3 separate regions of the Mus musculus genome follow, and all the other regions are linked to region 1. A link is a loop called in an ENCODE intact Hi-C map of the cell type or tissue named here. Cell type or tissue: gastrocnemius. All regions are shown on one strand. Region 1 overlaps Ascc1 (activating signal cointegrator 1 complex subunit 1). Region 2 overlaps Ascc1 (activating signal cointegrator 1 complex subunit 1). Region 3 overlaps Ascc1 (activating signal cointegrator 1 complex subunit 1).

Region 1 (4,000 bases):
TAGGGGCACTGACGGTGGCCCGGAATCCGTGAGGGGTCTGTGCCACCTCGTAGGCACCGCAGGGCTCATCAGAGTATTCCATGGAGTCTGCAAAGAAACCGTAACATGTCTAAAAAGGCTCAATGGAGAACAGCCCCCGCCTTAGCCCACAACCAATCTCAGGGTTAAAAGAGGGGAAAGAACAGCCTAGTGATTGCTTTACCTCGATCTGCTCATAGAGAAATAAAAAGACCATGGTGGTTACTTTAAATCCTTCAGTCTCAGAAGCCCAGAATGTAGTATATACACACCAATTAGTTGAATTTTCTACGAAGTTAGGGTGCCTGAACAACACATTTTACTATTATCCTGTTGACATGAAGGTCATGCCACATGAACTCACCTTTTAAAGTCTAGAAGTCAGTACATTTTGGTGTTAGGGCACAAAATTACTTCAATGAATTATTAATAAATAAGAATGGTACTAGGAGGGCTGGAGAGATGGCCCAGTGGGTAAGAGCACTGACTGCTCTTCCGAAGTTCCTGAGTTCAAATCCCAGCAACCACATGGTGGCTCACAACCATCCGTAACGAGATCTGATGCTCTCTTCTGGAGTGTCTGAAGACAGCTACAGTGTACTTACATATAATAAATAAATAAATCTAAAAAAAAAAAAAAAAGAATGGTACTAGGAGAACTTTTTCCATAAAAACTCAACATAGAGAAAAGTGAGGTTAGGTATAACGACAAATGCCTGGAAGAGTTCCTGCATCTGGGGAGGGGGACTGGGAGAAAGGAAGAAAACAGGGAGAGAGAAAGAGAGGGAGGGAGGGAGGGAGAGAGGGAGGGAGGGAGGGAGGGAGGGAGAGATAGGGAGAGGAGGGGGAGAAAGACAGGAGGGGAGAGAGGGGGAGGGGGGAGAGGCGGGGGTGGGGGGAGAGAGAGAGAGAGAGAAGGACGGAGGGAGGGAGAGACAAAGAATGGAAAGCTCGCCGAGCAGTGGTGGTGCACGCCTTTAATCCCAGCACTTGGGAGGCAGAGGCAGGCAGATTTCTGAGTTCGAGGCCAGCCTGGTCTACAGAGTGAGTTCCAGGACAGCCAGGGCTACACAAAGAAACCTTGTCTCGAAAAAACAAAAACCATGGAAGAAGTTACAGAGACAAAATTTGGAGCTGTGACGAAAGGATGGACCATCTAGTGATTGCCATATCCAGGGATCCATCCCATAATCAGCCTCCAAACGCTGACACCATTGCATACACTAGCAAGATTTTGCTGAAAGGACCCAGATATGGCTGTCTCTTGAGAGACTATGCCGGGGCCTAGCAAACACAGAAGTGGATGCTCACAGTCAGCTATTGGATGGATCACAGGGCCCCCAATGGAGGAGCTAGAGAAAGTACCCAAGGAGCTAAAGGGATCTGCAACCCTATAGGTGGAACAACATTATGAACTAACCAGTACTCCGGAGCTCTTAACTCTAGCTGCATATGTATCAAAAGATGGCCTAGTCGGCCATCACTGGAAAGAGAGGCCCATTGGACTTGCAAACTTTATATGCCCCAGTACAGGGGAACGCCAGGGCCAAGAAGTGGGAGTGGGTGGGTAGGAGAGTGGGGGGAGGGTATGGGGGACTTCTGGGATAGCATTGGAAATGTAAATGAGGAAAATACCTAATTAAAAAAAAAATACTGGAAAGCTCAAAGAGCTCAAGGCTGACAGTGGGCAGTCAAAAGGATCACATGGGGGGGACCCCAAGATTTAAGGTTCAGTAGAAACCCTTAGGAACTGAAAAGGAAGAGTTGCAAAGAACCTGAAAGGCTCTGCTTATACACTAAACCTAACCCCACAGTCATAGCCCTGAAAATAGTTAGGATCCACCTCAACTATTTAGTTGTTTAGTTTTTGTTTTATTTTTACAAAATTACTGTATGTTAAATAAAGTTAGTTGTGTCTTTAGACCTGTCAAGGCATGACTACAAAGAAGGAAGAAAAAAACTAGCATAACAATAGTTAATATTATCTGACACTGGAATAAATCCTTCAGGGCTTTATTTTAATAATTCATATTCTTAGTCAGGCACTGTGATGCGTTCCTTTAAGCCCAGTACTGAGGAGGCAGGGGCAGGTGGATCTCTATTAGTTCAAGAGCAGCCTGATCTACAGAGTGAGTTCCAGGACAGCCAGGGCTACATAATAGAGAGACTCTGTCTCAAGAAAAAAATTAGTAATAATAATAATTCATATTCTTTTATAATTTCACAGGTAAAGGGGTTTAATTTTGCCACAGAATATTTATAGGTAACAGTAGTAATTAACAAGTACTCCACAGGGGGGCGCAGCAGCTAAGAGCCCTTATTGGTCTTGCAGGTGACCTGAGTTCTGATCCCAGCACTCTGCAACTGAGTGGCTCAGAAGCACCTGTGAGTCCAGTTCCAGGAGATCCAATTAACACCCCTTTAGGCTTCCTTGGGCACCCGTGATCACATGTACACACACACATATTTAAAAAATAATAATGAGGGCTGGAGAGATAGGTCAGCAGTTAAGAGCACTGCATGCTCTACCAGAGGTCCTGAGTTCAATTCCCAGCAACCACATGGTGGCTCACAACCATCTGTAAAGGGATCTGATGTCCTCTTCTGGTGTGTCTGTAGACAGCTACAATGTCCTCACATAAAATAAATAATTTTTAATAATAATAAAAATAATGAAAAGTTACTCTACGTGGCACTGAGGCCTCTGTCCAGGATGAAATCTATCTTGACACACGAACTGCAGCCAGGAACACCTCATCTGAGGTCAGCTTTATTAGACCCACTGAGCAGCAACAAAGCAAAGAATTACCCTTACAGTACAAAGAACATTTTCCCTCTTGTGGGACCTAAGAGACCCCCCAGGATTACCAGGATAGAAATCCTCGTCTTCTTCATGTTGGTACTGTTTCTCCTGGATGGGATTCTTTCTATAATTCCGTCCATCGAACGTTACAATCTGTGGGCGTAGAACATCCATGACAAATGACGTTCCAGGAAAGTCCTGAAAAAGAAAGTGCCCTTTTGTTTAATTTTTTTTTTTTTAATTAAACAATGAATACTTAGGTCACTAAGATGGCTCAACAGGTAAAGGCACTTGCTCCCAAGGCCGATGACCCACACGGCAGAAGGAAAAAGTTGACTCCTGCAGGTTGTCCTCTGGACTACACATGCAGCCAGGTAGCAAACGCACAGACAAAATATGGAAATAAACAAACAAATGTAATAAAAAATTAAGTTAAAAGAAACTCCATTATGTAGGCAAGTAGCATAGACTAAATAAATAAATGTAATAAAATTTTAAATTTAAAAAATTCTGCTAGCCGGGCGTGGTGGCGCACGCCTTTAATCCCAGCACTCTGGAGGCAGAGGCAGGTGGATTTCTGAGTTCGAGGCCAGCCTGGTCTGCAGAGTGAGTTCCAGGACAACCAGGGCTATACAGAGAAACCCTGTCTCAAAAAAACCAAAAAACAACAAAAACAAAAAACAAACAAAAAACAAAAAAACAAAAAAAAATTCTGCTGTGTAGGCAGGTAACATATGCACAGACTACATTCGTAAATAAATAAATGTAATAAGAAATTTAAATTAAAAACTCCATTATGTAGGCCTCAACTGGGCAGTTCACAGCACATCCTAAGCAAAAATAGTGTCGCTTTCCATGAGCTCACCAGTGTAAGTTCTTGTATAGGTGTCTGATTAACCTATAGGGGGTGAGGTCTTGCTAGCCACCTAAGTATGAGCAGAGTGCTTCATTCACCCTATCCAGTATGATATTTTATCGTATCCAGTTTGATAACGCATTGAGGAACCATCGGTACAATACCCGCGGAAGAGAGGTAAGCCGTTTTAAAGATGCTAGAAATAAATACCTTCCAATCAGATTTATTTCCCTATCACAGTACAATTAAAATATGACTTACTAACACAGTTCTCGGACCAACACAGTACTGAGAAGGAACAGTTTCCCGAGGCCACTGCCTCC
Region 2 (4,000 bases), 60 kb before region 1:
ACCAAGTCTGACTGCCTGACTAGATCCTGGGGACCTTTTCGGTGGGAGGGAGAAACCAAAGATGTCCTTGGGCCTCCACATGCAATTTAAAATGCAAAGTAAGCCAGGAGTGATGGTGCATGCCTATAATCCCAGGACTTGGGAGGCAGAGGAAGACAGATCTCCATGACTTCAAGGCCAGCCTGGTCTACGTAGTGAGTTCCAAGCCAACCAAGGCTACAGAATAAGACCCTGTCTCAAAAAAACAAAAATTAAAATAAGAAAAATTTCATTGTTGAAATATAAAAACAATCTATCTGTTTTCTGAATATTTTCTTTCATTTCAAGGGTTTCAGAGAACATGGCTTCTCATGTTGTAGTTAGCAGAACAAATCCATACGGTGGCAGACTACAGTTATGTTGGGTGGATTTGCACTGGGCTGGAATGGCAGTTACACTCACAATGCCTTCATTTTTTAGAGAGATTTATTCCTTTGGTTGAAACACAGGTGAAAGGTTCTATCTCCTGAAACTAACGATTAAGAATTAAACTAAGGGGAATGAGAGAGATTAGAGGGTGCCCTGCCCAGGGATACAAGGGCACACATTTTTCTTCCACACATCTGCCCATGATTTTACACTGTAACTGCCTGATAATGTGCCCCCTTAGAGGCAGGAAGACTAACCGCTGCCTCGCCTTCAGAGCAGAAAGCGATCTCTTGTCCAGTTGGTGTACTCAGAACGGGACTCTAATTGTCAAGATTTTGTTGCTGGAGCTTGGACCCAGCGTCCACCTTACATGGTGTACTGGCTGGTTTTGTGTCAACTTGACACAGCTGGAGTTATCACAGAGAAAGGAGCCTCCCTGGAGGCAATGCCTCCATGAGATCCAGCTGTAAGGCATTTTCTCAATTAGTGATGGGGGGGGTGGGTATTGTGGGTGATGCCATCCCTGGGCTAATAGTCTTGGGTTCTATAACAAAGCAAACCAAGCAAGCCAGGGAAAGCAAGCCAGTAAGTAACATCCCTCCATGGCCTCTGCATCAGCTCCTGCTTCCTGACCTGCTTGAGTTCCAGTCCTGACTTCCTTTAGTGATGAGCAGCAATGTGGAAGTGTAAGCTGAATAAACCCTTTCCTCCCCAACTTGCTTCTTGGTCCTGATGTTTGTGCAGGAATAGAAACCCTGACTAAGACACATGGACACCTGTTCTATCACTGTGTTATGCCCCACACCCAAATGTCTGCCCCAACTTAAGAGTTTTAATCAGGCATTACTCTGGTTCTGACAGACATGACCTCAGATATCTCATGATTTCCACCTAAATACCGACTACCCTTGCACAAAGCAGCAGGGAAATGCTAAAGCCCAAAGTTCTGAGTATCTTGTAGATTCCAGTCTGCGCCGATAACTAAAATTGCTTTCCTGCAAGTCTAACCACAGTGGGCCCTGTGTGAGAGATTCATGTCTCCAAACTCTCACTGGGCCCAGCTCAAAGCCCACCTGGGCATGAGGAAGGGTACTGTGGCTTGTCAACACTAGAGGGAGCTACACTCACATCACCACAGGGTTGTTCAGGTCAGGAAACTTCAAGGGATCTTTCTCCCCAAACTGATAGTCCTGCCTATGGTTCAGGACAAGCATTCTACCACAGGTGTGAACCCTCACCGTGACTGCTAGCTTTTCATCTATGATAGGCTTGTGGCAGGTTGATGATGAATTCCACTGTAATTAACACTTCCATTCTTCTGTAGGATTCAATGCTTCTCTTCCTCTATTGCCTTGGTCTGGGAATTTTCTGTTCATAGCTTTTGTTTGTTTCTTTGGTTTTCAGGAAGGGTCTTATGTATCTCAGGCCAGCCTCAGTCTCGCTATATGGGTGTGGAGGACTCTGACTTCCTCATGCTTCTCCCTCCATTTCCTAAATGAGGGATTTCAGGCTTAGCCCAGCTGTGTCAGGCAGACTTGGGTTTTGTTGTTATTATACTTGGTTATGTTTGGTTTTGTTATATCTTTTTTTTCTTTTTCTTTTTTTAAAAGAACAATGGAGAAAGAAATCTTTAGGAATGTCTTAAAACCAACTTGGTTCTCATGGAATTCAAATGAAGCTCAAACAGCCTGTGGTACAAGTCATGGAAAGGAGCTTTCTGTGAAGAACCTTTAGGATGAAAGCAGGGAAGGGAGGGGTAAAGGCCAGCGCATCTAAGATGCAGTGGCTCTCACTACTGTTACACACTGTGATGGATAGTCTTGACTACACCCAGAGTCAACTAAAACCAAAGCAGCTGGGCACACCTGTGAGAGCAGGAGACACCTGTGAGGACTGGAGACACCTGTGAGGGCTGGGCACACCTGTGAGGGTTGGAGACACTTGTGAGGGCTAGGCACACCTGTGAGGGCTGGGTACACCTGTGAGGGCTGGAGACACCTGTGAGGGCCGAGCACACCTGTGAGGGCTGAGCACACCTGTAAGGGCTGGGCATACCTGTGAGGGCTGGAGACACTTGTGAGGGCTGAGCACACCTGTGAGGGCTGGGCATACCTGTGAGGGCTGGAGACACCTGTGAGGGCTGAGCACACCTGTAAGGGCTGTGCACACCTGTAAGAGCTGGGCACACCTGTGAGGGCTAGAGACACCTGTGAGGGCTGGGCACACCTGTGAGGGCTGGGCACACCTGTAAGGGCTGGGCACACCTGTGAGAGCTGGAGACACCTATGAGGGCTGAGCATACCTGTGAGGGCTGGAGACACCTGTGAGGGCTGGGCACACCTGTGAGGGCTGAGCACACCTGTGAGGGTTGGGCACACCTGTGAGGGCTGGGCACACCTGTGAGGGCTGGGCACACCTGTGAGGGCTGGGTACACCTGTGAGGAGTTTTTTTCCTTGCCTGGGTCATCTGAATCCAGATCATTTGATGTGGTAAAACCCACCCTAAATCTGGGCCATGCCTTCTTGTCGGGCTATATAAAGGACACAGACAAAGGAAGCTTTTGCCCTTTGCCTGTTTGCTCTCACTCTTGTCAGCAAGTTCGCTAGTATCAGAACTGACTTCTCTGGGATTCTAGTATGTACTGAAGACCAGCTGAGATGGACTTTCCATCCAGAGATAGATATATACAAGATAAAAATGTAAATATCAATTCTGTCACTCCAGAGAACTCTGACTAATAGACATGCACACCTCTCTACCTCTAGAAAACATTCATGGCCTTGAAACTGTGTGACCTAAACCATCAGCAAACATGAGACTCATCAATGACCTGTCTGTTTCTCTGCCCAGAGGAGCCACAGCATGTCACCTGGCTGCAGCTGTAACAGAGGCAGTATGCAGGAGAGAGAATGCAGGGCAGAAGAACTTGCATTTTCCTGTCTCAAAGTTGACTGTGATTCAGAACAGTGAGGTCTCAGCAGTCAAGACACTGACTACCTTCTTTTAGGACACAGGCTGCTCCTGAGTAAAAATAGACTAGAAGTAACCTTGGGGAGCAACTCTGTGGGTGAAGAGAAAAATGTACTAGATCAAAACATTTTTTTCACTTTAAAAATGCAAGCTCAAACCTCTAGAGTATAAAGTGAAACGCACTGGGTTCAAACCAAGTCTCAAAGTAACTGGGAAATGTTAGTCTTTCTTAAGTCAGAGACTGCAAACACTCTTGAGGTGCGAAGAGGATGGATGGTCAGCCAGATGGATCTAGGGATCTCCCCCATCACCCTCTCTCTGACACTACAACACTTTGCATCCTTTCAGGAGAAGCAGCAGGAAGCATGGCAGTGTGAAAAGGCAACACCTTACTTCTTCCTCATTCGGGGCATGCGCCAAAAGACCTCCATGCCACTCGACATCATACTGACCTTTAAAATGTTCCGGCCATCAAAAGACTCTCTCTCCTTGAAGATATATTTGCCATCTGCTGTGTAGAGATTGTACCTGCCTTCCGCTGTAAATAACACAGAGACAGTGTGAGAGGAAGCTGAACAGGCTGTTTGTACCTGCCCTGTTGGTCCCCAGGCCTCCTAGCAA
Region 3 (4,000 bases), 67 kb before region 1:
CAGGAAACTGTCTCAAAAACAAATAAGCAAACAAACAAACAAACAAACAAAAAAACAAACCACTCTTCTTTTTCAAGTTGTACGCCATATGCAGCATGAATCTGGCGACAGTGACTGAGACCCAAGCGCAGGGGAAGCTGCTCATCTTCCCATACTGCAATGGTCTTGGTGATCAGTTTCAGGAAAGTTTGGGGTTTGAGGGAAAAAGATTTTAAAAAGCCAAGTAATAAAGAAGCACTTTCCAGGGATAGCAATGCTTGAGCTGAGAATTACTATATAATAAACACAATTCTCTTCGACAAGTAAGAGAATACACTTTCTATTGATTTTGCATTGCAATTAACATTTTATGTACGTATATATTTATTTGAGACAGGGTCCCACATGCTGGCCTCAGACTCTTGACCATTCTATCTGTACCTCACAAGTGCTACAATTACAGGCATGTACCGGCACACCTGGTTCATGTGGTACTGGGAACCAAACCCAGTGTTTCCTGGAAAGCACTATACCGACAGAGCTGTATCTCTAGCCTTCAATAAACCTTTTTTTTAAAGCTGTGAGACTCCTGGTTTTTGGTCCATCATGAAAAAAGTTTAGCAGTCAGCTTTAAGTAAGCAAGAGCCAGTGAGACCACTCAGCAGATAATAAAGACTCTTGCCCGGCAAGCCTAAGGGCCTGAGTTCAACCACTGGCTCCCTCCCAGTCAGTGGACAGAACCAGTTCTGGAAAGATGACCTCTGAGTGCCACATGCATCCCATGGCTCAGGCAAACTGTGCTCATGTCACACATGAACACACACACACAAATAAAAATAAAAAAACAAGTAAAAAGTCTCAACAGACCAAAAAGTCAGTAACTCTCCTTAGGCCTACTATGGAAGTTAGGAAACAGAACCACCCAAGCGACACAGGAGGGCACGAGAATCACAGCTCAAAGCCAGCATCGAGGATAACTCGGGAAAATAGAGCTGGGACCGACAAACTGCTACCTGTGCTGTGCAGTCTAGGAGTGAAGAACTGGAGCAAATGTGGAGGCTCATATCCCGGGAGGCTGAGGCAGCAGAATCATGAGTTCAAGGCTGGCCTAAGTTACTGAGGGAGCGTCTGTCTCATAAAACACTAGGGCTCAGGACGAATGGACTGCACAGCTACCCTACTGAATGGTGAGAGACCTGACATTTTCCTGCTAAGTCAAGGGCAAGGCAAAGATGCGGACACCCCTGCCTTCCATCCATACTCAAAGTCCCAGCTGGGAAGTAAGAGACAAAGTAAGAGGAAGACATATTTGGAATAAGGCAATAAACTGTCTTTTGTCACAGATGACATGATGGTCTAGAACCTGGATGCTAGATAAAAATTCCAAAAGCTGGGCTGGAGAGCTAGCTCAGTGGTTAAGAGCACTGCTCTTCCAGAGGACCTAAGTTCAATTCCCAGCAACCACGTGGTGGCTCACAACCATCTGTAATGGGATCTGATGCCCTCTTCTGGTGTGTCTGAAGACAACCACATTCACATACATAAAATAAATAGATTTTTTTTTTAAAGTCCAAAAGTTGAGCATAGTGGTGCATGCCTTCAATCCCAATACTCAGGAGGCAGAGATAGGCAGAACTGTTGAGTTTAAGGATGGCCTGGTCTACATACCAAGTTCCAGGCCAACCATGGCAACATAGTGAGAACATGTCACAAAAACAACAACAAAACCACTTTTCATAGATTTAGTGATAATATCAAGCTTGTAAGACACAAGATTAATACTCAAAATTTCAGTTTTATATTTATTGTCAATGAACAATCAGAATTTGACCCTAAAATAGAGGCTGGAAGCTGGGCAGTAGTGGCTCATGTCTTTAATCCCAGTACTTCAGAGACAGGGGCAGCCAGAACTCTTGAGTTTAAGGCCAAGCTGGCTGTCCTGGAACTCCCTCTGGGATACCCAAAGAAACCCTGTGTCAAGAAGGGGAGTAGGGGCAGAGCACAGGACTAGAGTGATGATAAATCAGCAGTTAAGAGCACTGGCATTTCTCCCAGAGGACTTGGGTTTGATTCCCAGCACCTACATGGTGATTCACAACCAGAAATCATCATCGTCATCATCCAGTATTATTTATACTAATACCCCAAAAGGGATGATACAAAGCTAATAAAATTAAGTAGTATCTACTTCAAGAAAACCACAAAACTCTAATGAAAAATAACAAAACAAACCCCACAACAACAACAAAACCCTAAAACTAAATAATTTATGGGCAGATCCAACTTGATCTATTGATTTAAAACAACCACAATCAAACCCCCAGAAAAATTATCCTATGGATATTGACAAACTGATTCTAAAGTTTATTGAGAAAGGAAAAAAAAACAAATTAGCCAAATCAATATGGAAGAACAGTCAGAGGAGTGACGCCAGACCACCTTAAACCCTACTATGAAGGTAGGAGAAGAGGGAAATGGAGTGAAAACAGACAGCGCAGGAAGTGGAGCCACCACACCCTGTGTGGCCTGATCCTGGAAACCAGACTGGCAACAAGGGAACGGGAAAGGATAGACTCACAGCAGCACCTATAAGGACAGACTCACAGCAGCACCTACAGGAAAGCTGGATGAGTGGGCTGTGCTCACAGAGCAGCACCAGATACCCGCAGAGCAACCCAGAGCCTGTTCTTATGTCCTCCCGGTGAGTTGGTCTAGCTGAGTACACTGTCGCTATCTTCAGACACACCAGAAGAGGGCATTACAGATACCCTCTTACCAGATCTCATTACAGATGGTTGTGAGCCACCATGTGGTTGCTGGGAATTGAACTCAGGACCTCTGGAAGAGCAGTTGGTGCTCTTAACCACTGAGCCATCTCTCTAGTCTGACATTCCATTCTTTATAAAAATGAATCAAAAAAGACCTGAACAGAAAGCACCAAAGAAGACACACATGTCAAGGATGTATCTGGAAAGTGCTCAACACTGTGCATTGCAGAGAACTGCAAATTAAGACAGCTGGGCACTGCTATGTGCTAGACAGAGGGACAAACCTAGGCAGGCAACGGGGTCAATGTGCAATGACATGTGCAAGTCTGACTACTTGCATTCCACCCCTGTATTCCACAGCAGAAGAGAACTGATCCCTGGATATTGCCCACTGGCCTCCATGTGTGCACCGTGGTATATGTAGGAATAGACACACATGCACAAATTTTAAAAGAATATAAATAAAAAAGAATGAACTACCCTCCAAACACTGAAAAAGACCAAAAGTGACAAGGACACAGAATCAAAGGAACTCTCAGTCATTGCTGTGGGAATCCGAAATGGTACAGCTCGTGTGGAAGACAACTGAGTATTTAAAATATATATGTTAAGCATACTCTTAACACATGATCCAGCCACTGTGCTCTTTGTTATTTATTCAAAGACATTTATAACTTTATTTGTAACTGCCACAATTTGGAAGCAATCAAGAAGTCCTTCAGTGAGGTGAAGGAGAAAGCTTGGGACAACTAGACAGCGGAGCATCATCCAGCAATAAAGGAATAAGCCGCTGAGCCACAGTGAGGCATCAAGAGGGGCTGGAGGGACGGCTCAGCGGTGGAGTACTGGATACTCTTTCAGACACACAAGGCACTGCACAGCTGTCTGGAACACCAGTTCCAGGGGATCCAATGCCCTCTTCTGACATCTGTGGGCACCGCGCATGAATACAGTACACAGAAATAGATGCAGGCAAAATACTCAAGCCCATAAAATAATAAAAATAAATATTAAAAAAGAAAAGGCATGAAGGGAACATAAATGCATCTTGCAGCTGTGATTTCTACTGGAGGATGCTCTGTAGACAGGTGAAAGCTCAGGCGCCCTTAGTGGCTGGGAGGGAGGGGGTGCAAGGAGGGAGGGAGGGAGGGGAAAAACCTGGTAGAGACCATGAAGCTGCTCTGTGTGCTACTGCAGAGGTGGATGCACCCATACGATGTGCTGCGAAGACCAAGAGTGAGCCTCATTTAAAC

Evidence for each region. Hi-C counts contacts between places; a loop is a spot of excess contacts. Peaks named below come from ENCODE experiments on the same cell type or tissue, not always from the same donor. Only the 100,000 strongest peaks of a DNase experiment are listed, where the experiment ranks them.
Region 2: a loop joins it to region 1, with 2.4 times the contacts of the local background. A loop is called at or near these places in 13 of 42 quality-filtered maps.
Region 3: a loop joins it to region 1, with 2.9 times the contacts of the local background. A loop is called at or near these places in 12 of 42 quality-filtered maps.

The regions. Positions count from the first base shown.
Region 1 is chr10:60,003,814-60,007,813 of GRCm38, reverse strand. Ascc1 (activating signal cointegrator 1 complex subunit 1) reads right to left here. Exons shown (of 11, transcript NM_026937.3): 2 at 2,887-3,019; 3 at 1-87. The coding sequence starts at 2,995. Among named protein-coding and RNA genes, the nearest start is that of Anapc16, 2.7 kb to the right of the region's middle. In gastrocnemius, a CTCF peak has its summit at 2,310 (motif pointing right); a DNase peak (open chromatin) is centred at 2,342; H3K4me3 peaks cover 394 bases; H3K27ac peaks cover 458 bases.
Region 2 is chr10:60,064,240-60,068,239 of GRCm38, reverse strand. Ascc1 (activating signal cointegrator 1 complex subunit 1) reads right to left here. Exons shown (of 11, transcript NM_026937.3): 9 at 3,832-3,917. Among named protein-coding and RNA genes, the nearest start is that of Spock2, 40 kb to the left of the region's middle. In gastrocnemius, a CTCF peak has its summit at 1,511 (motif pointing right); a DNase peak (open chromatin) is centred at 1,504.
Region 3 is chr10:60,070,989-60,074,988 of GRCm38, reverse strand. All of the region lies in intron 9 of Ascc1 (activating signal cointegrator 1 complex subunit 1), which reads right to left. Among named protein-coding and RNA genes, the nearest start is that of Spock2, 33 kb to the left of the region's middle. In gastrocnemius, no CTCF peak of the experiment used is centred here; no DNase peak of the experiment used is centred here.